Regions from separate parts of the Mus musculus genome. Here region 2 is linked to region 1. A link is a loop called in an ENCODE intact Hi-C map of the cell type or tissue named here. Cell type or tissue: left cerebral cortex. All regions are shown on one strand. Each heading gives the region's core, and the rest is flanking DNA. Links, peaks and the distances in the headings are about the cores only.

Evidence for each region. A loop is a pair of places that touch in the nucleus more often than their neighbours do. Peaks named below come from ENCODE experiments on the same cell type or tissue, not always from the same donor. Only the 100,000 strongest peaks of a DNase experiment are listed, where the experiment ranks them.
Region 2: it touches region 1 in a loop (2.6-fold over the local background); 3 of 42 quality-filtered maps call a loop at or near these places.

What each region holds. Positions count from the first base shown.
Region 1 is chr16:12,582,890-12,598,044 of GRCm38, reverse strand. It overlaps Gm45919 (a long non-coding RNA gene), which reads left to right. Exons shown (of 6, transcript XR_875919.2): 4 at 15,150-15,155. Among named protein-coding and RNA genes, the nearest start is that of Gm45919, 94 kb to the left of the region's middle. In left cerebral cortex, for the core only: a CTCF peak has its summit at 8,972 (motif pointing right); a DNase peak (open chromatin) is centred at 8,995.
Region 2 is chr16:11,972,494-11,987,648 of GRCm38, reverse strand. It overlaps Gm32278 (predicted gene, 32278), which reads left to right and starts at 3,904. Exons shown (of 2, transcript NR_155455.1): 1 at 3,904-4,091; 2 at 8,268-8,984. Shisa9 (shisa family member 9) reads right to left here and starts at 3,536. Exons shown (of 5, transcript NM_028277.2): 1 at 2,506-3,536. The coding sequence starts at 3,068. In left cerebral cortex, for the core only: a CTCF peak has its summit at 6,693; a DNase peak (open chromatin) is centred at 6,694.

The sequences.
Region 1 (15,155 bases), core at 6,839-10,838:
TGACCCAGATGTGAGCAGTTGTGGGGCATGCAGAGAAAATGGCAAGTGAGAAAGTGGCCCACTAGATAGAGAGTGTGGACCAGAATCAGCAACTGGAAAGGGCCTGGTATATAGTGGCAAGGGGCTTCTGGGTTCCACTTCAAAATGGAAAATGAATTCAATTTTGTGGCCAGGAGACTGTGGACATGCTATGCTATCTGTAGGAAACAAGGAGAGTCCTTACTAGCTGCAGCTTTTGTGTCTTTTGTGTCCCATTGCATCTTTTTCTTTAGCAGTCAACATCTGACAGTGTTTTTCTTGGTTGGTGTTTCTGTTGCCTGCTTGTATTTCCCACCACCAAACCCCCAGCGTTTGGAAGAGCCTCTTGTATAACGGAGACGTCCATCATTTACCTGTTACATCAATCTGATTTGCAGCCCCATACCACAAGAAGGGTCTCCCCATTCAATACCCACATAGCTTGGGTTTCTCAGTTTAACCAGGGAAAACTCACAGCTTCTGACAGCATCTAGCTCCAGGTCAGCTCTTCCCTTTTTCCCACAGGGGAACTGTGCCCTGTATCAGGAGAATGGAGGAGCCAAATGTGCTTCATTTGTTCTTTATAGCCACTTAAAAGCTCAGAGGTAATTGTAGATGCAAACCTGCCACTTTAATGCTCTGACTCCAAGAGGACTTAATAGCATTGAGTACTTGGCTTCATGTTTTTGCATCTTAGCACTGGAAGGCACTTTGCAAAAGGTTGCATGCACGTGATTATCGATTTCCATGTGCACAATGCCATTCAGCTGTGACCCGGGAGACACTTCCTAAACATGCTGTTGATCATGGTAATGAATATTTCTACTCACTTCTCTCATCCACAACACACATATTTGCATGAATTTTGTAGGTTCCATTTTATTGGTTCCTATGTAGATTCTGGCAAATACCAAACACTAGAGTCACACTCAAAGCCAATGAAGTTGGAGATGAACAACAATATAAGATTTGACTTTGTTTACTGTAGAAGTAAGTAGTCCTTGTTGAGTGACTATGAAATTGTAGAAAATGGCTTAGGACAATGAAGGTTTTTTTTTTTTTTTCATTTACTAGAGTATAAATTCAGACAAAAGATGGTGTAGGGCATACTGTAAAATACTGAACAGAAGGAACACTTTCTCTGAAAGAGGAATTTAGATACATACACACACTTATATTAATATATAAAGTATATATATATATTAATGTATATAATGTATATGTTAATATATATAAATACATATGATGAATTAAAGTATAAATACTAATGTATAAAGTATAATTGTGTAGTTTTAGTACTTGGGAATATACTGCTGTAAAAAAAAACCCAAGGATCTGGGGCACAAGTCCCTTCCGCTCGACTCGAGACTCGAGCCCCGGGCTACCTTGCCAGCAGAGTCTTGCCCAACACCCGCAAGGGTCCACACAGGACTCCCCACGGGACCCTAAGACCTCTGGTGAGTGGATCACAGTGCCTGCCCCAATCCAATCGCGCGGAACTCGAGACTGCGGTACATAGGGAAGCAGGCTACCCGGGCCTGATCTGGGGCACAAGTCCCTTCCGCTCGACTCGAGACTCGAGCCCCGGGCTACCTTGCCAGCAGAGTCTTGCCCAACACCCGCAAGGGTCCACACGGGACTCCCCACGGGACCCTAAGACCTCTGGTGAGTGGATCACAGTGCCTGCCCCAATCCAATCGCGCGGAACTTGAGACTGCGGTACATAGGGAAGCAGGCTACCCGGGCCTGATCTGGGGCACAAGTCCCTTCCGCTCGACTCGAGACTCGAGCCCCGGGCTACCTTGACAGCAGAGTCTTGCCCAACACCCGCAAGGGCCCACACGGGACTCCCCACGGGACCCTAAGACCCCTGGTGAGTGGAACACAGCGCCTACCCCAATCCAATCGCGTGGAACTTGAGACTGCGGTACATAGGGAAGCAGGCTACCCGGGCTTGATCTGGGGCACAAACCCCTTCCACTCCACTCGAGCCCCGGCTACCTTGCCAGCTGAGTCGCCTGACACCCGCAAGGGCCCACACAGGATTCCACACGTGATCCTAAGACCTCTAGTGAGTGGAACACAACTTCTGCCAGGAGTCTGGTTCGAACACCAGATATCTGGGTACCTGCCTTGCAAGAAGAGAGCTTGCCTGCAGAGAATACTCTGCCCACTGAAACTAAGGAGAGTGCTACCCTCCAGGTCTGCTCATAGAGGCTAACAGAGTCACCTGAAGAACAAGCTCTTAACAGTGACAACTAAAACAGCTAGCTTCAGAGATTACCAGATGGCGAAAGGCAAACGTAAGAATCCTACTAACAGAAATCAAGACCGCTCACCATCATCAGAACGCAGCACTCCCACCCCACCTAGTCCTGGGCACCCCAACACAACCGAAAATCTAGACCCAGATTTAAAAACATTTCTCATGATGATGATAGAGGACATCAAGAAGGACTTTCATAAGTCACTTAAAGATTTACAGGAGAGCACTGCTAAAGAGTTACAGGCTCTTAAAGAAAAGCAGGAAAACACAGCCAAACAGGTGATGGAAATGAACAAAACCATACTAGAACTAAAAGGGGAAGTAGACACAATAAAGAAAACCCAAAGCGAGGCAACGCTGGAGATAGAAACCCTAGGAAAGAGATCTGGAACCATAGATGCGAGCATCAGCAACAGAATACAAGAAATGGAAGAGAGAATCTCAGGTGCAGAAGATTCCATAGAGAACATCGACACAACAGTCAAAGAAAATACAAAATGCAAAAGGATCCTAACTCAAAACATCCAGGTAATCCAGGACACAATGAGAAGACCAAACCTACGGATAATAGGAATTGATGAGAATGAAGATTTTCAACTTAAAGGGCCAGCTAATATCTTCAACAAAATAATAGAAGAAAACTTCCCAAACATAAAAAAAGAGATGCCCATGATCATACAAGAAGCATACAGAACTCCAAATAGACTGGACCAGAAAAGAAATTCCTCCCGACACATAATAATCAGAACAACAAATGCACTAAATAAAGATAGAATATTAAAAGCAGTAAGGGAGAAAGGTCAAGTAACATATAAAGGAAGGCCTATCAGAATTACACCAGACTTTTCACCAGAGACTATGAAAGCCAGAAGAGCCTGGACAGATGTTATACAGACACTAAGAGAACACAAATGCCAGCCCAGGCTACTATACCCGGCCAAACTCTCAATTACCATAGATGGAGAAACCAAAGTATTCCACGACAAAACCAAGTTCACACAATATCTTTCCACGAATCCAGCCCTTCAAAGGATAATAACAGAAAAGAAGCAATACAAGGACGGAAATCACGCCCTAGAACAACCAAGAAAGTAATCATTCAACAAACCAAAAAGAAGACAGCCACAAGAACAGAATGCCAACTCTAACAACAAAAATAAAAGGGAGCAACAATTACTTTTCCTTAATATCTCTTAATATCAATGGACTCAATTCCCCAATAAAAAGACATAGACTAACAGACTGGCTACACAAACAGGACCCAACATTCTGCTGCTTACAGGAAACCCATCTCAGGGAAAAAGACAGACACTACCTCAGAGTGAAAGGCTGGAAAACAATTTTCCAAGCAAATGGACTGAAGAAACAAGCTGGAGTAGCCATTTTATTATCGGATAAAATCCACTTCCAACCCAAAGTTATCAAAAAAGACAAGGAGGGACACTTCATACTCATCAAAGGTAAAATCCTCCAAGAGGAACTCTCAATTCTGAATATCTACGCACCAAATGCAAGGGCAGCCACATTCATTAGAGACACTTTAGTAAAGCTCAAAGCATACATTGCACCTCACACAATAATAGTGGGAGACTTCAACACACCACTTTCTTCAAAGGACAGATCGTGGAAACAGAAACTAAACAGGGACACAGTGAAACTAACAGAAGTTATGAAACAAATGGACCTGACAGATATCTACAGAACATTTTATCCTAAAACAAAAGGATATACCTTCTTCTCAGCACCTCACGGGACCTTCTCCAAAATTGACCATATAATTGGTCACAAAACAGGCCTCAATAGATACAAAAATATTGAAATTGTCCCATGTATCCTATCAGACCACCATGGCCTAAGACTGATCTTCAATAACAACATAAATAATGGAAAGCCAACATTCACGTGGAAACTGAATAACACTCTTCTCAATGATACCTTGGTCAAGGAAGGAATAAAGAAAGAAATTAAAGACTTTTTAGAGTTTAATGAAAATGAAGCCACAACGTACCCAAACCTTTGGGACACAATGAAAGCATTTCTAAGAGGGAAACTCATAGCGCTGAGTGCCTCCAAGAAGAAACGGGAGACAGCACATACTAGCAGCTTGACAACACATCTAAAAGCCCTAGAAAAAAAGGAAGCAAATTCACCCAAGAGGAGTAGACGGCAGGAAATAATCAAACTCAGGGGTGAAATCAACCAAGTGGAAACAAGAAGAACTAGTCAAAGAATTAACCAAACGAGGAGTTGGTTCTTTGAGAAAATCAACAAGATAGATAAACCCTTAGCTAGACTCACTAAAGGGCACAGGGACAAAATCCTAATTAACAAAATCAGAAATGAAAAGGGAGACATAACAACAGATCCTGAAGAAATCCAAAACACCATCAGATCCTTCTACAAAAGGCTATACTCAACAAAACTGGAAAACCTGGACGAAATGGACAAATTTCTGGACAGATACCAGGTACCAAAGTTGAATCAGGATCAAGTTGACCATCTAAACAGTCCCATATCACCTAAAGAAATAGAAGCAGTTATTAATAGTCTCCCAACCAAAAAAAGCCCAGGACCAGATGGGTTTAGTGCAGAGTTCTATCAGACCTTCAAAGAAGATCTAATTCCAATTCTGCACAAACTATTTCACAAAATAGAAGTAGAAGGTACTCTACCCAACTCATTTTATGAAGCCACTATTACTCTGATACCTAAACCACAGAAAGATCCAACAAAGATAGAGAACTTCAGACCAATTTCTCTTATGAATATCGATGCAAAAATCCTCAATAAAATTCTCGCTAACCGAATCCAAGAACACATTAAAGCAATCATCCATCCTGACCAAGTAGGTTTTATTCCAGGGATGCAGGGATGGTTTAATATACGAAAATCCATCAATGTAATCCATTATATAAACAAACTCAAAGACAAAAACCACATGATCATCTCGTTAGATGCAGAAAAAGCATTTGACAAGATCCAACACCCATTCATGATAAAAGTTTTGGAAAGATCAGGAATTCAAGGCCCATACCTAAACATGATAAAAGCAATCTACAGCAAACCAGTAGCCAACATCAAAGTAAATGGAGAGAAGCAGGAAGCAATCCCACTAAAATCAGGGACTAGACAAGGCTGCCCACTTTCTCCCTACCTTTTCAACATAGTACTTGAAGTATTAGCCAGAGCAATTCGACAACAAAAGGAGATCAAGGGGATACAAATTGGAAAAGAGGAAGTCAAAATATCACTTTTTGCAGATGATATGATAGTATATATAAGTGACCCTAAAAATTCTACCAGAGAACTCCTAAACCTGATAAACAGCTTCGGTGAAGTAGCTGGATATAAAATAAACTCAAACAAGTCAATGGCCTTTCTCTATACAAAGAATAAACAGGCTGAGAAAGAAATTAGGGAAACAACACCCTTCTCAATAGTCACAAATAATATAAAATATCTTGGCGTAACTCTAACTAAGGAGGTGAAAGATCTGTATGATAAAAACTTCAAATCTCTGAAGAAAGAAATTAAAGAAGATCTCAGAAGATGGAAAGATCTCCCATGCTCATGGATTGGCAGGATCAACATTGTAAAAATGGCTATCTTGCCAAAAGCAATCTACAGATTCAATGCAATCCCCATCAAAATTCCAACTCAATTCTTCAACGAATTGGAAGGAGCAATTTGCAAATTTGTCTGGAATAACAAAAAACCTAGGATAGCAAAAAGTCTTCTCAAGGATAAAAGAACTTCTGGCGGAATCACCATGCCAGACCTAAAGCTGTACTACAGAGCAATTGTGATAAAAACTGCATGGTACTGGTATAGAGACAGACAAGTAGACCAATGGAATAGAATTGAAGATCCAGAAATGAACCCACACACCTATGGTCACTTGATCTTCGACAAGGGAGCTAAAACCATCCAATGGAAGAAAGACAGCATTTTCAACAATTGGTGCTGGCACAACTGGTTGTTATCATGTAGAAGAATGCGAATCGATCCATACTTATCTCCTTGTACTAAGGTCAAATCTAAGTGGATCAAGGAACTTCACATAAAACCAGAGACACTGAAACTTATAGAAGAGAAAGTGGGGAAAAGCCTTGAAGATATGGGCACAGGGGAAAAATTCCTGAACAGAACAGCAATGTCTTGTGCTGTAAGATCGAGAATCGACAAATGGGACCTAATGAAACTCCAAAGTTTCTGCAAGGCAAAAGACACCGTCAATAAGACAAAAAGACCACCAACAGATTGGGAAAGGATCTTTACCTATCCTAAATCAGATAGGGGACTAATATCCAACATATATAAAGAACTCAAGAAGGTGGACTTCAGAAAATCAAATAACCCCATTAAAAAATGGGGCTCAGAACTGAACAAAGAATTCTCACCTGAGGAATACCGAATGGCAGAGAAGCACTTGAAAAAATGTTCAACATCCTTAATCATCAGGGAAATGCAAATCAAAACAACCCTGAGATTCCACCTCACACCAGTCAGAATGGCTAAGATCAAAAATTCAGGTGACAGCAGATGCTGGCGAGGATGTGGAGAAAGAGGAACACTCCTCCATTGTTGGTGGGAGTGCAGGCTTGTACAACCACTCTGGAAATCAGTCTGGCGGTTCCTCAGAAAACTGGACATAGTACTACCGGAGGATCCAGCAATACCTCTCCTGGGCATATATCCAGAAGATGCCCCAACAGGTAAGAAGGACACATGCTCCACTATGTTCATAGCAGCCTTATTTATAATAGCCAGAAGCTGGAAAGAACCTAGATGCCCCTCAACAGAGGAATGGATACAGAAAATGTGGTACATCTACACAATGGAGTACTACTCAGCTATTAAAAAGAATGAATTTATGAAATTCCTAGCCAAATGGATGGACCTGGAGGGCATCATCCTGAGTGAGGTAACACATTGACAAAGAAACTCACACAATATGTATTCACTGATAAGTGGATATTAGCCCCAAACCTAGGATACCCAAGATATAAGATATAATTTGCTAAACACATGAAACTCAAGGAGAATGAAGACTGAAGTGTGGACACTATGCCCCTCCTTAGATTTGGGAACAAAACACCCATGGAAGGAGTTACAGAGACAAAGTTTGGAGCTGAGATGAAAGGATGGACCATGTAGAGACTGCCATAGCCAGGGATCCACCCCATAATCAGCATCCAAACGCTGACACCATTGCATACACTAGCAAGATTTTATTGAAAGGACGCAGATGTAGCTGTCTCTTGTGAGACTATGCCGGGGCCCAGCAAACACAGAAGTGGATGCTCACAGTCAGCTAATGGATGGATCATAGGGCTCCCAATGGAGGAGCTAGAGAAAGTAGCCAAGGAGCTAAAGGGATCTGCAACCCTATAGGTGGAACAACATTATGAGCTAACCAGTACCCCGGAGCTCTTGACTCTAGCTGCATATATATCAAAAGATGGCCTAGTCGGCCATCACTGGAAAGAGAGGCCCATTGGACTTGCAAACTTTATATGCCCCAGTACAGGGGAATACCAGGGCCAAAAAGGGGGAGTGGGTGGGCAGGGGAGTGGGGGTGGGTGGATATGGGGGACTTTTGGTATAGCATTGGAAATGTAAATGAGTTAAATACCTAATAAAAAATGGAAAAAAAAACCCAAATGGGCTAAATTAGGAGAATATGAACAAGGCATGGGTAGAAAATAAATGGGAAAAGCTGGCCTGGCCGGGAGGTTCAGTGGGCACAAAGAACTTGCCTCACAAGCCTGATGACCTAGAGTACCAGCAACCTATAGTGAGATGTAGGACAGAGAAAGGAGGCTGGAACCCTGTGGCCCAGTTATTCTGCAGTGTGCAGAGAGACAGAGACAATAAGAGTCCTTGCAACAACAGGGGGGAAGGTGAGAACCCATTCAAGAGATCTCCTTTAATCTCCACAAAGTTAGTAGCATGTGCAATCCCACACTCACACACACATGCATCACACACACACATGAGAGCTGAATGCATTTCTGTCATAGAAGTAGTACAATGAACCAAAAACATAGGCAGAATTCAGGATGCTATAAGGAAGACTTACACACGCTTAGGGCGAGGAGTGTAGGTCTAGCAGCTCCAATATGGGAGCTTCATGATAGGTTATAAAGGAAGACATTCTTTCTTCTGTCCATCGCCAGTGATGGAGATCAATGCTTAATGCCATATACCACACTTCAAATTTCCCATGGCTCTTGCAAGCTAGGTAAAACATGGGTATCGGCACAAGACTGCCTTTGAATCCCAGTTCCATTCCGTAATGTGTGATTTTTGAGCTGATTTCTTTCTGTGCAAAGAAGTAGAAATAGTAGCACTATTAAGAGGGATCCATGGTTTTTATAGCAGCATGTACCAAGTACTCCCTACATTTTGTCTAGCACTTTTTTCTTTATTTCTTTTAATCAACTTTATTTAATACTTGAAAGAGCTGGGGTTGTGAAGGCAAACACCAATGTCTTACTTGGCCAGTGCTGTTGGTTCCTCCTCCTCTGCTTGTATCACCCCAACTCATCACCTCCTTAGGGGTTCACATGAAAACAGCTTCTGTTGCACTTCCTCACACCAGCATACCCTCATTGTGAAACAGGATAGTGATTCAGGAAAGGGCAATCTTTGTGACCATGTGTGGATGGTCAGATATGTCCTGTAGGGGGAGCCATCTGCTTTTTCTCTCATCTTACAGGCAACCCATACAAAAGGACTTCCTTGTCCCCTGCAAAAAAATCACAGGGGTGTGGACAGCTCCTTGCCTTTCACTGCTTGAACAAGAGGAGTTGTTTATTTGACATACCTATAAATGAAGGGTCTAGATCAAACCAGACTGCTGTTCTTTACCAGAAAGAAATGATGAGCTGTGGATAGTGACTCACACACTGCTTAGACTGAAGTGAGCTATGGTTTATCCTGCCCTTTGATGGACAACTATCACCCTTCCCTAGTATGTGCTGCTACCAACTGACATAAGCAGAGTTCACTAAACGCAGTGGTGCAGCAATGGCTATTTACTGGGCTTCTCTTGGTTAGGTCTACCCAGTGTTAGGAACTCAGTTCTGCATATTCCAATTGAAGTTGACTAGGAGCTGGCTGGTCTAGAATAACACGACTGGGACAACTGAGATTTTCTCTGCATGTCCCTCATTCTCCAACTGGTCAGACCAAGCTTTTTCCAGGATCTTAGATTCAGGGACCCACTGTACTTCCAACCTGTGCTTACATGAAGTTCACTATCATCTGATAAAGTCAAGCCAATGAATTCGATCAGGAACAAAAATCAACCCACTTCTGCCCTTTGCCAGATGAGTTGGTATATTTACCCCAGAGCAGATTCTTCCACTGAGCCAAAACACTAGAACACAATTTAATGAGGGAAGATCTGATTTAGCCCATGATTTCAGGAATTTTAGTCTACCATGTTGAGGATAGCATTCCCTACCTACACATTACCGTAGATGGGAAAGAGCAAGACAGAGAGGGGACAAGGATAAGATACTACCAACAGCTTGCCCTACCAGTTGACCTACTTCCCCAAGTGGGTTCTACCTACCCTCTCAAAATAGTGCCACCTGATGGACCACCAGCAGCAAACACGGGAGCCTTTGCTAGGACAATTGCTATTCAAATCTTCACATTCCTGTATTGCAAAAATGAGAACAGTTTTACGTAGGGAGCCAGGAATGCTTTATCCTTGAGAGCATTCTTGAGGCAAACTTTGGAAGTTAAGCATGCATTCTTTAAAAGAAAGCAGGATAAGACACAGGATAAGACAAGACTATAGCACCTACCAAGCAAATACTCTAAAGTCCCACAGTACAAAACATAGAAGGAACCAGCAATAAAATAAGATATAAAATGCAAGATGAGAGTTATAGGATTCATCTCAAAGTCCACCTAAAGTCTGGAAAGCTTTCTGTGATGTTAAGTGGTGGGGTCAGCCTCCACGTGGAAAACAACTCTGTCCAAGGAGTAAGAAAGGAAGAAGAGTCATGCCTATGGGATCTGCAAGTCTGGGGAGTTGCTACCCAATTGTGTTCCTTCCTCTGCCAACTCTGCATTGTTTAGTAGCATTGTTCTTCTCAGGAACAAAGATAAGTCGTTCTAATTCACAAACTTGGAGATCAGTTGTTTGCATAGTTGTCACACACACACACACACACACACACACACACACACACAGAGACACAGACACAGACACAGACACATACAGACACAGACACACAGGGGGGCGGGGTCTACCATTGTCACCATCAGAAAGAATGACTGGCATAAGAAGGGAGGCCACAGCTCAAAGCTGGTCTTTTCATTTTCATCCAGAAGCATCTATAACCAGGCTGCAGAGAAGTGGCTTGCTTAATTTGTGTTATTTCATGCAATATCATTAGTAGTATTCAACTGAATCTTTATTACCCTTGTGCATGCTTTATAAGAATTGAGAGCAACAATGGGGTTTTACTTATCTTCAGGAAGCCGGTCCTTTCTTTTGATGAAAGAAAAATGGCCCCAGCCCCAGGTTGCCATAGACACTGAAAAAGGTTGTCACCAAGCTGCAGCACACCTATTTCCTGGTGACACCCAGAATTAGAGGTATTGGAGAATCAGTGGGAAAACTAACTTGATGAAACAAAAGATCCCCATAGTGCCTCCTGACATACTGCTTTGCAGAAGCAGCCTCCACATGCCCTTCGCCTTTCTCTTCCTCCCTGAAGCCATGTGAGTGGATTCAAATCCCAAGACCTTAGCCAGAAAAGTGAAAGCAGTAACTACTATGTAAAGCTCAAACTCATGCACAGAACAAAGACCTCTCTTAAATAAAGTCAGTTGGCATCTGGGGCTCCAAAATGTGGTGTGAGGTGGGGTGGTGGGGGGGTGGAGTGTGTGTGTGTGTGCATGATATGCATCGGTATACACATATTTTGCATGTGTGTGAACACCTGTGTGGGTCATTTATGACTACTTTTCCAACTTACTTTCCAAGACAGTGTGCTGGCTAGTTTTATGCCAACTTGACACAAGCTCCAGCCATCTGAGAAGAGGGAGACTCAAAAAAAAAAAAAAAAAAAAAAAAACAAAACAAAAAACAAAACAAAACAAAACAAAAAAACAAAAAACAAAACCTTCATAAGATCAGACTGTAGGCAAGCCTGTAAGAGATTGCCTTAATTAGGGATTGATGTGCAAGGGTCCAGGCCACGGTGGGTGGGGCCATTCCTGGGCTGGTAGCCTCGAGTTCTATAAGAAAGCAGTTTGAACAAGCCATGAGGAGCAAGCCAGGATGTTGCACCCTCCATGGGCTCTGTATCAGCTTCTGCCTCTAGGTTCCTGCCTTGACTTTCCTCAGTGGACTGTGTTTTGGGATATGTAAGCCAAATAAATCCTTTCTTCCCCAAATTGCTTTTGTTCATGGTGTTTTATTACAGCAGTAATAGTCCTAACTAAGCCCGGGATCGCTCAGTAAAACCTAGAACTCACTGGGTTATAGTCTTACTAGCCTACTTGCTTTGAGGATCCCTGTCTCTGCCTTCTGAGCCTGGAATCAGTCCTCATGGGGATCTGAACTGCAGTTCTCTGGCTTTCTTAGCAAGTGCCTTGACCTCTGAGCCACGCCCCTATGCCCTGACAACCTTCTTGGCATCCCTACAGGTCCCTCAAAGCTGCACGCCTGCCCATGCTTTGGAAGTTCCTCAGGCATTCTGCTACTGCTGTGCTCTCTTCCTGTGAGTTCTTCAACATGCACAACAATTTCCAACCAGGGTGCTGCTTAAATTAAAAAAAAAATCTCTACAGGCTCATATTGAAAGCTTGGTCCTCATATGGTGATGCTAATTTTGGAAGGTCCTGGAACTTTGGGAGGTGGAGCCTAGCTACAGTAAATAGGTTGCTGGAGGTGACTTTGGCCCTCTCCTTTCTTCCTGATTTTGCTTCTTGGCTGCCATGAGCCTAATAGTTTATTTCACTGCGGCTACTACATGCTTCTACTGCGACACACTGTCTCACCACAGACCCAGGGACAATGTCACTATAGTCCATGGGCTAAGAACTCTAAAACCATGAGCGAAAATAAATCTTTCCTCCTTTAAACCTGTTATCTCAAGTGTTTAACCCAGCAATGAACATTCAACATAGCGGCTTTATGTTGTCTCCCCATAGAAGTTATCTCCTTTGCTCTTTGTGTGGCTGGCTCCTTCTTTGTCTCCAAGTCCTAATTTTGATACCATGCCTGCCTGATTCATTTAAAAATAATTCATTTATCGTAATTATTCTCTGTCATATTATGTTGCCATATCATGCTGGTTCTTTTCAGATAATTGTCAGCACCAACAATCATCATTCATTTCCCATGTGCTTATTTATGGCTGTCCCCTCTGCCCCCAATCAGGGAGCAAGCTGTATAAAGGAAGCTGCCTGAGAGATGTGCATGCTCACATTTGATTGTTTGTTTTGGGAATCAGGGATCTTGGAGTTTCACCTGATTCACTTGCTAGTCAGAGTAGGCTGCTTGGTAAGTTCTGGGCAAGTCAGTGGCCTGCTTCAAAAACCAAAAAATCTGGATGGCGCTGAAGAAGGACACCTGAGACTTTTCCCTAATGTTGACAAGCAGGGGCACACACATGTGTGGGGCATACAGAGAAATTGAGTTTTCTCCATGCTGATAAAGCCTAAAGAAAAAAGTGGAGATGCTGACAGCATGTTCTTTGTGCTTTGTGGATATCTATTGCATGAATAATCAATTGATCCACCTATCGGTGCTGATGATACCTGACCCTTCAGAAATGTTCTAGTCTAATAGGACAGACAGTTATCACCATAAAGAAGGTATGCATAGAACCCAGTTCTGGTTTCCAGCACTCATACCAGACAGCCTACAACCATCTGACACCCTACCCTCTTAGCAGGCACTAAACATGCATTGCCGTATTTACATATAGGTAATTATTCATCTTCATGAAATAAAATTAAAAACATATTTTTTAAAAGACATGCTGATTGGAGCTTGGAAAGATCTATATTAAAGTGTAGCTAGACAAATTCCATGACCTCTTGGAGTCTTTTCACAGATAAAGCTAGCCCTTCACCTGTTGGCAAGTACTTATGTACTTATGCTAATTTGTTCAACATAACCCTATGAAGAAGATGCTAACCTAGCCTAAATTTTGAAGATGGAAAATAATTAAAAGAAAATTAAGCCCTTGAGGATACTCTGAAACTTAAACAGCCAAATATGAGCTTTGAGTGAGGACTATGTTTGAACAGCTATGTAGAAAACAGATAAAGTGGCTTTTTTTGTTGTTTTGTTTTGCTTTTTATAAAGGTAATGTTGGTGCCATATAGGTTGGAGCAATTTAACAGGGGTGCTGAGAACCATATGGAAACAGTACTCCTCACAAATATTACAGCAAAAAGCAAGGAGGGAGCTCTGTATGAATGAGCGGAGTGGGCTGACCAACATCAAGACAAAATAGACATTGGACAAGATGGTAGTACCACCCAGTGAATCTCTGTGTTGACAATTACAGGACAGATGGCTTCCATCACTCCAGAACTGAGAACACTTCTCTGATTCCATCCCCCAAAGATTACATTTTTAAAACATATTTGTTTAGTTTATGAAAGGAGTAAATGTAGCTATAGAAAGTGTAGACAAAAAGACAAATATTAGAAGGAAGAGATTAAGCCCTGAGAAACCTACAAGTCCAGAAGTATACATGCACACAGGTTCACTCTTCAATGCCTTCAGTTTACATTTTCAATTGTTCTCTTAAGATCATACTATAAACTCAATTTTATATTCTATATTTTAAATGCATCATTGGGACATACATTATGTCCTAGCATACACTCTTTGGAAGGTTCATATTACATGCCTTCAAAATATTTCACTTTTTTTCTTTTTTCTTCTTTTTCTTCTCCTTCTCCTCCTCTTCTTCCTCCTCCTCCTCCTTCTTCTTTGTTATTTCATGAGCATCTTTTTTGCATAAAGTTCTGACTGATTTCAGATTTAATTAGAAGAGGTATGCAAGTCTGTGTTAAACTGATGTGTGTTCTATAAATCTATGGTAGTTACCTTTAGGCTATCATTATGCTGTCCAGTCAACTGTATCCACAAAAGCCCAGTACACCAGACATACCAGCAGCACTGGGGTCTACTTCATCTTAAACTTCTTCAAACCCGGGATTGGAGATATAGCTCAGCTAGTGAAGGGCATACCCTGCACTTCACTGTAAGGATCCCAGCTAGATACCCAATGCCCATTAATAAATTTTGAATGTGGTAGAATGTGTTTATAATCCCAGCTCTGGAGCAGTACAGACAGGGCATCCCTGGAGTTCACTGGTCATCAGCCTAGTCTAATCAGAAAGTTCCAAGCAAAGTGAAAGGCTCTGTCTCTATAAACAAGGTAAAGGGTGTCTAAGGAACAGCAGCCAGAGGCAGCCAGAGAGTGTCTAGAACCTCTGGCCTAGACATGCTTGCTAACATACATGCAAATACATCTGTGTGCATAGGTGCATGAGCACACACACACACACACACACACACACACAGAGCAGATGTGTAGCTTGGTCTTCTTGAGGGTCCCCCAACAACTGGATCAGGGCTGTCCCTGAATCTGTTGCCTGCTTGCTTGTCCACGGATCCCATTCCCCTAACTGAGCGTCCTAGTCTGGCCTCAGTGTGGGAAGGGTCTCCTAGTCCTGCAGTGACTTGATGTGCCAGGGGGTGGGGGTGGGGGTGGCTGATATTGGTATGTAAAGTGAATAAATAAATAAATTTTTAAAAAGAAAAAAATTGATTCCACCCAAGGAACAATGCTGTTTTATTTGTCTCTTCCAGTTCTGT
Region 2 (15,155 bases), core at 5,085-9,084, 610 kb after region 1:
TAAATATACTATTTATTAATCGCCATAGAAAGAGCTGAAAAGTCTGTACCCTGGGAAGCTCCCCAGATCCTGAGGCTGGGCCTCAAATACAAGTGGGTTGGATCCAGAATTACCATCAATGTCACAATTTTCTTCTAACTGCGTGACTTTAAGCAAAGCCCCTTCGCCTGTGCCATGATTTTCTCCCATGAAAATAGGGAATTAAAATAGCAGCCATGTCATAGGCTAGCTGGGAGAGCTGAGTTTATACACACACACACACACACACACACACACACACACACACACACGCACGCACCCACAAGCACACAGGCACACACACCGCACAGTGCCTGGCACCTAGCCCTGTGCCCAGCAGGTGTTCGCTCTGGTCTCTTCACAGAGTTTGAATGAACATGAGAATCACCTGGAGAGCTTTGCCAGCCCTGGTGCTTGGCTCCCACCCCACATTCTAATTTAAAGTCAAAGGGGGTGGGGCCCCTGGCAACAGGGACTTGCAGTACAGGTGGTCTCAAACAGCAGCATGCTTGCTTGAAAAGCATATCTAAGAAGCTGCCTGTGACATAATCCAGTCTTCTCCCTTGCCAAGGCCAGGCACTTCCACTGAATTTTAAAATTCATGAATGTTTATAGGAGGAACCTAGTTAAGTACCTAGCTCTGGGTACTCCTGGATGTGGCCTCCAAACAGACTTTACTTAGAATCTGCAGAAAAAACTGGAGTTGATGCCTCTAAAAAGAGCTGCCTGCGAGGAGGGGTTGAGACAGGAAACTGAGTTCCCACTGAGCCTCTGAGTATCAATGGAGAGCGAGGTTGACCTGCGCACCCAATCCACGGGAACTTGAAGCTGTAGCCTCACCCACAAACCTGCCAGGAGTAGCTCCTCTTCCCACCAAATCCCAAAAAGGGAAACTCTAGAACTTAGCAAAAAGGCATGGGGGAGATTTCAGCCCAAGTTAGGGTGACAGCAAGACAGCTTTCCTGTCTGAGTACTGGCTCCCTGCATGGCAACATGCATCCAGGGCAGACCTGCATCCATTTCTCACTCTCACCCTAAGGACAACAGAAGATGTCCCTGGATAGAGCTCTCCTAAAGTGAACCCCCTGGGAAGCTGGAGGTAGAGCACCTGGGAGTAGCAGGAGGTAGGCTGGGTCAGCACCTTTTCTTGGTTCCAGTTTCCTGGGTGCCCTGGGAGCTTATTTTTGTGCCCCAAGAAAACACCATCTACCACTAACCCAAACTGAGCAGAACTTCCCCACCTTCCCTCCAGATCCCTTATCTCTGGGAAAAGGAAAAACTCATTGGATACTCTTTCTCATCATATACACAGAAAATGATTACCAGTGGGGTGGTAATGTTCCTTTGCCTATTTTTGCTAGGTCTCTTTGTTCAGATTTTTAGGCATGTACACAGATAGCATGCACACACGCACTTGTGAGCTAGCACGCATACACACACACACACACACACACACCCTACGTGGGGGAGGAGGGTGTTGGAGAGTGAAGAGAACACTGTGACTTCAATGCCCAGACTTAAAATCAGTTGGACTTTGGCTCCAGCCATCCTGCTGTCATCTGGCCCACAGTTCTCCTTGCATCCCTCTCACTCAGACCTCATGCTAACCCAGCATCTCTCCCCTGGCTCCTGGCTTACTCTGCATCCTTCACCTCCAAAGTTATTGAGTTCTGGGAATCATTTTAGACACTTGGGGGAGGGGTTAAACAAAAAGGCAAATAGCTCCCTTAATCCCCAAATGCTTTCTCCCATCTGCTGCGACTTTGCCAGTGATAGGACTTGCATAATGAATAAAGGGAAAGGCAAAGTTGATGAATCAAGGTGCTTGAAGGGTGGAGGGGGCCCGTGGAGTCATCTCCAGGCCAGGCAAGGTGTGCAGCGTTGTGATGGCTGCAGCACAGAGAGGAATAGATGGTGAGGGAGAAATGGAATGGGGAAAGAAGAGGTTCTAATCAAGGACCCTCAAAGCTCTGGGGAAGCGCCAGCACTAGGAGGCTTTGGTTCTGGTGCACTCTCCCTAACCTTTGCTTCATTTTCGCTAGTGTACAAGTTGCAGGAGGTACTCACTCTTTCCCTCCGTTCCTCCCTCCCTCCAACACACAAGCACACGGATCATACACGCCCCCCCCCCCACTTCCTTTCAGGTTCGCCTGCCTCTGTTTACCTCCATAAATGGATCCTCTCCCCAAAACGCAAGAGTTTAAAGACCCGGCTATGTGTCTCAAGACCCACCATCATATCTGGTGAGAGGGAACAGGAGGTGGGCGAGGGGAAAAGAGACTTTCCCCTTCCACACTCGGCCTTCACTCCCACCTGTGCTGAGCCCAATGCCTTGCTTGGCTCAATGCTACAAGGGAAAGTTGTCGTCCTGGATGACATTCCCCAATCGGAGACCTTGGGGTGGAGGGAAGCACGGCTGGGGAATGTTGGAGATGGATGGGAAAGGAAAGTGGACCCAAAGAGGGGGGCGAAGGGGAGGCAGCCCACCTGGACATGTGTTCCCTTTGGGGCCGGTGCGCTTTCTCCAGCCCCAGCTTGGTGAAGATGCCCACCAGCACCATGACAGCCACCACCCCGCAGATGATGTAGACGATAAGGTTGGTCTTGTCCTTGGTGGGGTCGTGCAAGGGGTCATCCTTACGCGCTGGGGGCTTGCCCGTGTTAAGCCAGAGTGGCGTGTCGTAGTTGGTACAGGTGCTCTGGTTCAGTCGCCGCTTCTTAAACGTGCAGCAGAACCGGAAGCCACAAGTCCCGCAGCAGAAGATGAAGTCGCCCGAGCTGCAGTTGAACGGCGGGTCCCACTGGCCCATGACATCGAAGTAGCCCCGACAGGAGTCTGGCGTGGGCGCTCGAGTCGGCGGTGCGTCCGAGCCCCCGACGCCCTCGCCGGCCTCTCCGGAGGCGGCTCCGGAGCGGTTGCCCCCTGTGAGCAGCAGTACGCCGCCCAGTTGCGCTAGCTGCCCGTGCCCAGATCGCTCCTGCGCCCGGCACATGCGGGCACACAGCTCGGTGAGGAAGCAGCCGAGAAGCAGCCGAAGGACTCGGCGCATCGTGTCTCCCAACCCGGGCTGGAGCGCTCGGCCGCCGCTGGAGCCGCTACCGCCGCCTCTGGACGCGCGGCCGAAGCTGCCGAGGCTGCTGGCGGGGGCTGCGGGCCGCCGCTGGCCGCACATGCAGGGAGGCGGCGCGGGGCGCTCGGTGGTCGGCGGCCACTGCGCTCGGCTCAGACTGCGTTCGCCTCCAGCGCGACGCGCGCCGAGGAAGGGGGCCGGCCGGGGAGGAGCGCGCCGGGGCCGGGCGGGGACGGAGCAGGAGCGGGGGCCAGCGCGGGGTGCAGGTCCTGCTGGCCACCGGGGGAGGCGGGGGTGGAAAACAGGAGAGAGTCGCTGTGTCCGTAACTCCCTTCCACCCGCCACCCGGGACTCGGCTCCCCACGTCCGCTCGCTCGCAGGATGCTCTTCACCTCTCTAGCACGCCAAGTGCGCTGGAGAGAGAGAGAGAAGCGACACTTGTGGAATGAAGGGAGGGCCAGAGGGAAGGGGGAAGGGGAGGAGGGCGGATAGAGGAGGGGTGGTGGTGAGCGCTAGCTCGAAAGGGGCGGGGGCGCGTAAAGAGGTGACTCGGGCGGGCGGGGGCGAATAGGGGGCGTGCAGAGAGAGCTCGGGCAAAAGCAGCAAGCTCCACCGCTGCCAGGCTCGAAAGAACAGCTCTGATTTCTCGGCAGGTGGAAAGAACCACGGCCGGGACCTCTGGCACCCTCTCGGGGAGAAAGGTGCTCCTCACCCCAAGCAAAGACTCAGAGGTGGTTCCGCCCTCGATTTCCCCCCCTAGGGGTGCGTGCGCAGGAGCTGCGATTGCAATCTGTCGATCAGGGAAGGGGTGACTAGGAGAATCGGGACAGATTAGATGGCTTGCTCACTCCAAGACACACTAGAAGCAGTGTAGACAAGATCTCCCTCCTCCTCCCGGGCGTGCAGGAACTGCCTTGCCCTTTCCGGGGATGCGACCTCATGCCTGGCGCGAGCCTGGGATGGTTCGAGTCCCTGAACAGAGAAGAGGCTGGAACTGGGAAGGTGGGTTAGGTGTCAAACCCCTTGGGCTGTGGTAAGCACCCCAGAACAGGGGCTTGGGAACTCATATTAAAAGCTGGGTGGTCTGGCGAGGCGGTCAGCGGACAAAGCGAAGGCAATGGCTCACCCTGGAAGGGCTCTCCTAAGAACTCCCCTAGCCCTTAGGACCTGCCGCTTTCTGTCCCTCTTCGCCCCCGCAGCGAACGCTGAGCTCCACAGGAGGGCACACAGCGGCGCCGCCTCTGCGCTGGCAGTTTTGGCGCAGCGCAAGGCCTGGGCACTCATCCTCAGCCACTCGTTTCTGCAGCCCGCGCGACAGTCTCCAGAGCAGGCTGTCCCCTGTCCCCACGGAGCCCCCCTTCCCCGACATCCTCACCGAGGTTGTTTCCTTGGCTCCCAGCATCTCTTCTCAACCTTTCCAAATTTGTTCTCTCTTCCTTTCTCCTGACTGATTCCTCCCAGCCCTCCATAAGCCCTCGACCATTTCTCCTATTTCTTCCTGCCCTCTACTTGAATTTGATTTCAATAGCCCCTAAATCAGGATTCACATCAAAGCTGCTAAGCTAAATTTATATCCCCACACGCCCTGGCGTTTTGTTTTTTAATTGTATTAACTGAGTATGCTCTTTGCAGTAGGCTGGGTGAATCACAGAGGAAGCAATGTTTTCTGTTCCCTCTCCTCTTGTTTGGTTTCAGCTGCAGGACTCTTGGGGGAAATTTTCAAAGGACCACGAAGTTGGGCCACATGTAAAATGGTCTGCTGGGATCCTCTTAATTGATAATTTATGAGAGGATTTATTAAGACTGTGTGGCAAGTTTTTTCCAAATCAAAGGGTTTGGCTAAACTCCCCCTCCCTTTGATGAAAGAAGATTTACAAATGCAGCCCAGGGCCACCTTGGTAAACCACACCAGGTCTTAGAGCCAAGACTGACTGCAGTAGAATGTACTCCAACCCATCCCCCACTGTGAAAAGGAAAGAGAACTGCCAACCAGCTTCCTCACCATAGGACCCTGCAAATAGGGTGGGAGGCATATTTGTCATACTGGCAACCCACAACTGCTACCACCTTGTCCATCCCATAAACATTGGTGTGGGAGCTGATGGCAGCTGACATTTCTCTGTGAGTTATAGCACAATCCCTAAGCTTGCTTTTATTAAAAATCAATAACTACTGAGTACCAGACAACCTGGGGTCTTGTAGAGGAATCAGTGAGCTCAGGGGCTCCCTTAATTCTCTGCTTCTTGGTTAATATTATCTTCCCAATAGCAATGAGAGAAACTGAGCCTCAAAGCAATGAGAAAGCTACCCAGGGAGTTTGTGGAGTGAAAGCTATTGACATTTTACCCAGGAACTATGCTTCCAGAGTCTGTGACTGGCCACTTCCTGTCCCTTCCTAACAGACATGCACCCCACCTTTGATTACGTGTTTCTATCTTTAATGTCTCCAAGCACTGCCATGTAAATAACATGACTAAAATGGCCTTGATAATCTGTGTTCCCAGGCACACAGACAAAAACGAATTGTGAAGTATGTTAGCTAGGTGTTTAGTTAATTAAGATTTTTAACAAGTTATGAATCATGAAATTACTTGTCATGAAAGCAAGAGGACCTGAGTTTACCCCCTCAAACCTACATGAGGAAGCAGAGTGTGGTGGCACATACTTAGAATCACATAGCTGGGGGAGAGGACACAGGCAGACCCCTGGGACACTTGGGCCAGCTGTCTTAACCTACTGAGGGGGATCTCCTGACAAAGGGATGGGGTGCTGGAGAGATGGCTGAGCAGTTAGGAGCCCTTACTGTACTTACAGAGGACTCAGCACCCAAATCAGCTGATTTACAGTTTCCTACAGCTCCAGTACTGGTACATGGCACTCTCTGGCCTGCACCGGAACCCACATGCACTTGCTTCACATAAATTCACACAAACACATAAAAAGATAAATCTTTTAAAAATTAAGTTCTTGAGGAATGACACTTGAGGTTGTCATTTGGCCTCAGCACACACAGCTACACATGTGTGTGCACACCTGCACCCATGGGAATATGCCTATCCAGAAAGAGAGAGAGAGAGGGAGAGAGACATGAAGGGGTTAGAAAGAGATCTTTAAGAAATTGTTCGATCTGGGACAAAAAAGAGGAAAGGAATGCCCAGAGCACGCAGGGTGCTTTCTAGCATCCCGTCTTCCCTGAGGTTGGGAGATACTTGGGCTTGTGGGAGGGACCTTCCAGCAGGCTTCCTAGGATCCAAGAAGTTGTGAGCTCTAGCTAGCAAGTGGTAAAGCCAAGGCCAGAATAAGCTTTCCAACTACTAATGTAGTTTTCTGCCATTTCCAACCCTGCTTCAACACCTCCTCGGTGCTCACCAGCCAGAGTCAAGGCATCCTTTACAATGAGCGACCTCATAGAAAAAAAGTAGGTTTTACACATACACACACACACACAATTTCAAGATTTGGGGGGTTTAAGAGACTTTGAAACATGATTTTTTTAAATACCCTTACACAAAAGATGAATAGGAAAGTCCACTTCTGGATCTGCCTTTGGTCTCTGCACAAGGCTCTCCGGCTTTAATTAACAGAGACTGCCCCCTGTTTGCGGGAAGAAAACTGCAGGAGCTTTGCTTCAGAAGGAAGCAGACTGAGATCCACCCTGCCTGCTTTTCCTGGAAGAATCCTAAGCCTCCTCCTGTTCCCCAGGAGCTTTCCCCTGATTCAGTTCCCTTACTATCTGCAGTGGCTCTGCCTGTGCCTGCTAGGATTGCTCCAGCCCATGTGCCAAGCCTTTGAGAAATATTTAGGAAAATCATCTTTGTTCTTTTCACTCTTTGGAGGGATAAAAATGCCCATTTTCATATCAAGTTATTGTATAGCCACTACCCCCTGATAGGTTCAGGACACAGGACCAAAAGTATATTTCTTTTAAGGCTTCTTTCTATGTTGGGGGTAGGGGCAGGTTCTAAAGTTGCTCACTGAAACAGCTGGCAAGTCCATAGACGAGGAAAAATCATATTGGATCTCTTCCCCAAACCCCTACAGAAACAAATTCACTTGAACACACCCAGGGAAAATTGTGGCCCTTTATGAAAGCTTTTTTTTCTGTGAAAGAGATGAGGATGCTATAGAATTACAGCTCAGGCCTTTTTTAATATCTAAAGAAGAACCTCCTTTACTCTGGCCTCAATTTTTCAGGCTGCGGTACCTACCACAACAAGCATGCGATCGTACTAGCTAACAATTAAGGAAGGGTCTGGGCTGCCTGGGACTACCTTGAAACCAGTGTTTATAAGCCATGCAACAAATTAAATTATGGGCACAGTGGCCCTTCCCCGAATGAGTTGTTTGTTCATCTTCTTCATCAGATGGCTTTTAAGGTTTCAAAGAGGTTTCCAAGCAACTGTTAGCCTTGAGGGGGGAAAAGGAAGCGATGACACAGAGGCAAATGGTAGCAAGCCTTGCCTGCTCCAGAAACACATATTTGATGGATTTTGTCCTCTGTGTCTGCAGAGATAAAGAAGCTTCAAAGAGCTGAAGTAGGTCAATAGCATGGCTCCCCGCACTGACGATGGGGCCCCTCCACAGGTATCTCACTTATCAATGGTGTCTTACTTGTTTCCATAAGCATCTTTTTAAAAAGCACATCCTCCAGATGAATCCATAGGTAGAAGTGTTAAAGTGTAGTTGGTTCTTTTAAATTCACTAACGTAAAGTCAATTTAAGGAAAATAAACACAGAGTGGTGTTTACAGCAAGGAAAAGAAAGTGTACTGTCCAGCACCGAGACCTGAAGCTGGAGAAGGGTACCTCTATGCCAGGCTTGTCTACACTTAGTGCCACACCTGTGTCCTGAGGGCGCCCGGGGCACTGTGGAACATTTGGCAGTATATTTTACCCTCACCCACCAGACACCATACCACCATGCCTTCACCTCCTTGTAACAACTAAAATTTTCATGGATATTGCCAAATGTCAACTGGGGGTCAAAATTAAAACCAATTAAATACCATGATTGCGGTGTTAGGCTTATGTTTAAATCCCAGCACTTTCTGGCTGGAAGTCTTTCAAAGTTTGAAGTGATTTGTGTGGGGGCCAGTGAGCAAAGGTTTCAGTGTTAGCTCTGGCTGGCTCTAAGCTCTTGCCTTCAAGTTAAGTTTCTCAACCTTTGGTTTTCTCCCAGACAGATAATGATGCCGCTCTGACCCAGGTGTGGTGGTACGTGACTGCAACCCCCCACTCAGCAGGCTGAAGCAGGATCACGAGTGCAGCCTGAACTGTACAGCAAGACCCTACTTTAAAAAAAGAAAACAAACAAACAAACTGTGATATCTCTCTCCAAGAATGTCCAGATCCTAGATCTACACTTTGTATAGCGCTAGGCACTGTGAGTGGAGACTCTCATGTATTTAAAGAGGGCTCTTTACCATGGAGGAGCTGCAAGATATCTCAGCTACATAGAGCTCAAGGAGGCCTTTCCCCTCCAGCAGCACACAGGCTCTAGAGTGGAGGCATGCAATACAGAGCCAGGGCCAGCTTCCTGAGGTGGACCTCTGTGCTCAAAGGGAGCCCACACTTAGCTTGAGGCCCTGCAGATACCTTCTGAAATTTGAAGAGATGGTGGGGGGAGGCAGGGATTCACTGTGTAGTTCAAGTTGGCTTTGGGCTTATGTTCCTCCTGCCTCAACCTCCCAGGGCAGGGATTGCATAGTGCACGTACACACCCAGCTTCGGAGCAATTCTTTGTCAAAATGCCCAACACTTTGCTTGGGGCACAGTAGCATAGCCGAACCCAGGCAGAAATGAGGGTCAGGCTTATATAGGTCCATAGAAAAACAGTATGTGGGAGAGGATTAGCAAGATCCAGAATCTGAATAAAAAATAGACGTGATGAACCCCATTACTTTTTCTGCTAGTTTTTAGAGACTTTTTTTTTTTTTTTATAAAACGGGTATCCCTGGGCTGGTGACATCGGAGTGGCCATCAGTGACTGCATGACAGCATTCTCAGGGGCACAGCAAGACCAGCTGCAGTTAACACAAGCTCAAAGCACAGTGCTGATGTGTGTGTGTGTGGGGGGGGGGTGTCCATGGCTCCCTTAAAAGACGGAGCTAAGTCTGACAGGATGTGCCAGAGAGTAACTGCTTTGGGTTGCTGTACACTGCACTCATGCTGTGGTTCACTGCCTGTGGAAAGTAGCATAAATTAACAAGTATTGTGTTTAACAGAGTTTATATAAATGTATGGTTGTTTTCTAAGTTCTTTTTAATGTCTTTTTGGGCACATCCATAGGTGGGCAAGTGTGAACAGCCATATATATGAGGAGGCCAGAGGGTATCATCTTCAAGTACTGCTCTCTCTCTCTCTCTCTCTCTCTCTCTCTCTCTCTCTCTCTCTCTCTCTGTGTGTGTGTGTGTGTGTGTGTGTCTGTGTGTGTGTGTGTGTGTGTCTGTGTGTGTGTGTCTGTGTGTGTGTGTCTGTGTGTGTGTCTGTGTGTGTGTGTGTCTGTGTGTGTGTGTGTGTGTGTGTGTGTAGAGGTAGATAAGGGGTCTTGGATGCCACAGTGCTTTAACTTCTCCCAGGCCACCAAATTCATCTAATTCTCTGTAAACATTTATCAAGACTTCAGTTCCACGTACCTCCCCTTTCTTTCAATCCTGCCCTCTCCTATCCACTTCCCTCCCTTGCTCTCCTCTTCTCCATCCTCTACTTTCTCCTCCCCACCCCTTCCCTTCCTTCACGCCTTTGCTGAATGCTTACTTAGCACCCAGAGCTGTGCTAGGGATTGGAGATGAACTCGTGGTAAGATACAGCCATATGTGTTCGTCAACCTAAGTCATGTGTCACAGTAGGCACCTCCAAACTCTCGGTGGCTTAACACAACAAATGGTGACTACACCGTCCTAAAGCCACTTCCAGCTACACAGAAGAAGGCAAGAGCATGAAGAGTCAAGCGAGACACTTTGCTTTCCACTCTGGAAGTGGAAGGCATCCTTCTCATCATATTCCATTATCTAAACTCAGTCACGGGACACAAATCTGAGAACAAAGGAGCCTGGGAAATGTAGTATTCTTGTACACCCTGAGAAAGAAAGAGTGCTGAATATATAGTCAGTCCTGGGCCAGAAGAGACAACTGTGCTATATGAAGCAGATGCTGTATGTTAGCTTTCTCATCAGTGAGAGAAGATGCCTCACATTAACAAATTAAGGGCTGGAAAGATGACTCGGTGAGTAAACCCTGTGAGCTAGAGAATCTGAGTTCAGATTCCCACATAGAAACTGGGCATGAAGATGTGTGCCTGCATTTCCAGTGTTGGACAGACAGAGATGGAAAGACTCCTTGGGCTTGCTGCTCAGTCAGCCTAGCACAGTCAGTGAGCTTCAGGGTCTCCAGAACTAAGATGCGGAGTAATTAAGGAGGACACTTAATGTCAACTCCAAGTGCATGTGTGCACAAACACGAATAAACTCAACGAGAAGAGATTTATTTTGCTCACTATTTCAGAAATGTCATGATTATTTGCTCCAGGCCCTTGAGTAGAGCATCACTGTAGCAGGATCATGTGACAGAAGATCTTTCATGAAGCAGAGGATGAGATGGCAACTTTCAAAGTCCTGCCTCCCAGTGGTCCACTTCCTCCAGCTAAATTTCACTTCCTAGAGTTTCTAGAACCACTCCCAACAGTCCTACCAGTTGTAGACAGAATATTCAACTCATGTGGGAGACTCACCATATTCAACCCATAGCTCTGTGGTAGGAGAAACAGGGTATTCTATTAGAAACATGGCAGGGGTACATTTAGTATGACTGGGATGTGGAAAAGCAGAGTAGTGGTGAATACTAGCTCCCTGATAGACATCCAGGTTCTAATCCCTGAAGCCTTTTATCCAGCAAAGAGACTTTCTGGATGTAATGCTAATGCTCCTGAAGTGGGAAAATTAGGCTGACTTAGCCAATGGGCTTCAAGTGTCATCGTAATGTTCCTATAGAAGAGTCAGAGGGAGGCCTGGCTGCAGAATAGAACGAAGGATATGATATCAGAGCAGGGCCTGGACTGATGTTCTTTGAAAAGAGAATAAAACTGGGAGATAGCCTGGTTTAGTGGCAATCTCTTGTAATCCCAGAACTGTGGAAGTGGAGATAGGCATCGCTGGCCAGTCAGCAGATTCTAATTGGTGAGCTCCAAGCTACATAAGAGACTCTCTCAAACACACACACACACACACACACACGCACACGCGTGCACACACACACACACACACATGCACACCACACCTCAAGCCATAAAACAAACGACAACAACAACAACAACAAAAGTGTGTGATGCTTCCTTAAGCTTGCACTGTGAATTTAGATCAAGGTCATGTGACAAAGCAAATATCTATCATCTACTAGCTGTCCATCAGTGAGTTTGTAAACTGCACACACCAAAACAATCACAACAAGAAAAACGTAAAGACTTGTCCAGGCAACAACAAAGTAAGAGAATAATATCCTTCTGTTTCAGTGGTGGGCAGGTATTACAGGAACACTTTCTCTGGGTTACAACAAACAAATGTCTTTAAACAAAAGCATCAACAAATCCAAGTACGTCACGGGATGCCAGTGAGTTTATAGGCTCATTTAAAGAGCATAGGTGAATGTTGCAAGAGTATATGTAACCTGAGAGCAGCTGCACCAAAAAGCCTCACCCAGCATGGATGAGTTCTCATAAATGCATAGATGGTGTCCTCCCATGGGCTATATACCCAATTCTCCAAGACCATGAGATCACGTGCAGTTATGGTAGAATTACATGCAACCGGCCAAGATATGAAGAATGGAGCAGCTGGAATTGAAAATGAAGATCCAGTAACCTTCCCCAACTCCATTGTTTGGTTTGGTTTGGTTTGGTTTGGTTTGGTTTGGTTTGGTTTGGTTTTTTGAGAGATAGTCATCAGACCTGGGATCTCTCCAAAGTCATCATAGCTATTCTGATGAAGATAATGGCTGTGATGGTTAGTGCTCAACAATAACATATGATCCAAGCTGGAACAACATGGTATTACCCAGGGACCTTTTCTCTTAAGAGAGAGGGGGCAGGGTCCTATCTCTGAGGATAGCTAGCATGAAGACTGAGTAAAAATACAGCTGTTTGCAGGTGTCGTCTTGCTGGAGAGCCCATAGATGAATGCTGCTTGGAGCTAGGAGAGTTGGGACATTAAGGAGATATAAAAAATTGTTTTGTTTCTGTTTTTGAGACAGGATCTTCACAGTAGCATCGGCCATCCTAGAAATCATACTATAGCCCAGACTGGCCTTTAAACTGCAGCAATCAACATGCCTCAGCCCCATGAGAACAGGAATTATAAATATGACCCAGAGACAGACTCCCTGAGTCTAGCCAGCACTAGATTTGACCATGTATTTGGAGTTTTATGAACGAATACATCAAGCCACTCTTTGTTCCCTTAGAACAAGTTGGTTTCATAGAAAGAAGCAGTACTCATTAGCACACCCACTTCATACAATCACCCTACTTGGAAAACATTGAATCAAGTCCAGTATTTAATAGATCGTAGAATGTGTAGAACTCAAGCAAAAAAAATTAAAGAGAATGCATTGCCCAAAGATTCTGAGACAGCTATCTAAGGAGAAGTATAATTAGGATAATTTCATTCTTCTTTTAGGTATAAACTTGTGTGTGAGTGTGTGTATGTGTGTATGAGTGTGTGAGAATGTTTGTGTGAGCATGTGTGAGTATGTAAGCATGTATATGTGATTGTGTGGGGTTATAAGTGTATATATGAATGTATGTGTATATTTATGTGTGAGTATGTGTGTAAGTATGTGTGTGTGAGTATTTATGTGTGAGTATGTATGTGAGTATGTGTGTGTGAGTATTTATGTGTGAGTATGCATGTATGTGTGTGTATTTATGTGTGAGTATGTGTATGAGTGTATGTGTATGTATGTGTGTGTGAATGAGTATGTGTGTGAGTGTGTGTGTGTGTGTGTAAGAGAGAGAGAGAGAGAGAGAGAGAGAGAGAGAGAGAGAGAGAGAGAGAGAGATCCTGTTGCAAGCAGAAGAGAGGAAAAATGTTTTCCAAGTATGTGCCAAGCAGACAAGAAAACATTGTGGCCACTAGATCCAAAATCTATGTCCTTAAGACGTCCTATCAAAGATTTTACTGACATCCACATGTGGAAACAAGGGTGGGCTGATCCCATGGGTCAGCAGGAAAATGACTCTCATTAATCAGGTCAGGATGAAGTGGTATGCATGTTGATTCTGCTCCTAAGGGGGAACACATGACTGTTTACCTGAAAGGCTACCTTCCTCCTTTTTATTCCTCCCCCAAAATGCACAGCAGTAAGTCTACTCCCCAGAGATGCTTTTGCATTGAAGCAAGCCAGAAAGCCCAGGCCATCCCTGGATTGTCCTGGATGGAGAGTTTCCTGCCTTGATGAAACCAAAGGATCAGGACAGGATGGGAGGCTGGATCCACTTGGCTTCGCTAGGGTTAATCTTCCCCACACTATGTTGGCCTGGTAATGCAACCTGGCTTGTCACCACTTCCCAGACAACAAAAAAGGTTAACATTAGAAAGAGGCTCAGAAGAACGCGTCTGCTAACCCTCTGGGGAGACAATAGGTTAGTGTAACATCTACTGAGCAGATGCACTGACAGGAACAGGGCCAAATGGCATGCTCAGTGAAAAGCAAAGGCTGGCTGTAATACAGATGATTTTGCGATGAGGAAGTATTGTAGCATGGTTAGTATTGTTAAATCTTTTCCCTGGTATTTGTCAAAGAAGCAGAGTATTTTTTTTTTTTACTTGAGCTGAAAAAAATATGAGTCCATCTTTAGATATTTGGTTATATAGGTTTTAGGAAGGGTAAGAAAAGGAGGGGTCTGTGAGAAATGCCAGAGTCATCCTGTATAAATACTTGTCCCAGGCCTGTAATACTCTGACTTAATGATGGGGAAAAATACAAAGCCAGACCCAAAAGGACTTGGAGCCTAATTTGAGTGGTCCTTCAAGACCGTGGGAGACGAGGGATACAGTGGAGCTTCAGCCCTGACTGTATCTTTCCAGGCTAGTTTGCTGACATCAGCGTGTTGTGTATAAAAAGCAAAACACTGTCTCCTTTTAATAACTGCCTGCGCATCCACAGGAGAACATGGTGCTTGCCGATTAAAAGAGTGCAATCTCAAAGGCGGGTACAGAGAGCCAATGTTTTACTTTTAGAGCAGACAGGGTTTGACTCGGTGTCTTGGTGAAAATAGTTACAATAAATGATCTGGACATAAAACCACATGGAGGAGGGGGTGATGTAGGAATAATCTCCAGGTCTTCCTAGGAAGTTTACTTTCTTTTGAAAAAAAAACTGTGGGGCTCGGGTGGGGAATCTGTGTCGGTCTTATCTGTGTCTGTGTGTTACTGAGTGTGAGTTTCAGTGTGAGTGTGTACTGCTGAGTATGAGTATGGATGAGCGTGTCACAGTGCAAGTATGGAGGCCAGAGGAGCACTTCAGGTGTCATCCTCCTGTTCTGCCTTGCTTGAGACAGCCATCTGAGTTTCACTTCTTTGTACACTAGGATAGCTGGTCCTCTTTTCTCTGATTTTCTCTCATTGTGTGAACTGGGACTACAGACATATGTTACTATCTGGCTTTACGTGGGCTCTGGTCCTTACATTTGTGTGGCGAGCACTTTATCCACTGAGCCATCTCCCAACCCTTACTGAGAAGATTCTTGGTTGGCACTCCACCTACCTATCACCACACTGCCTCTTCAGCTAGCTTCATAAGCACCCTCCGGTGTATACCGAGCCATCACCCAACATGATAATTATTCTGAGCTGCCCTGATTTATCTTCTCTGCCATTAAAACATCTCACTTCATGTAACAATGATTCTTATCTTACAAACAGATCAGATTTTCAATCACTTATTTCAAAACCTTAGGAATTCTTCTCTGTGGTACACAATGGAGATTCATCAACACTACAGACATACAGACAGATGCAAGTTCCCACACACCAGAGCTCCTGTTCTAGCACTACCTGGTTGTACTGGCTAGTTT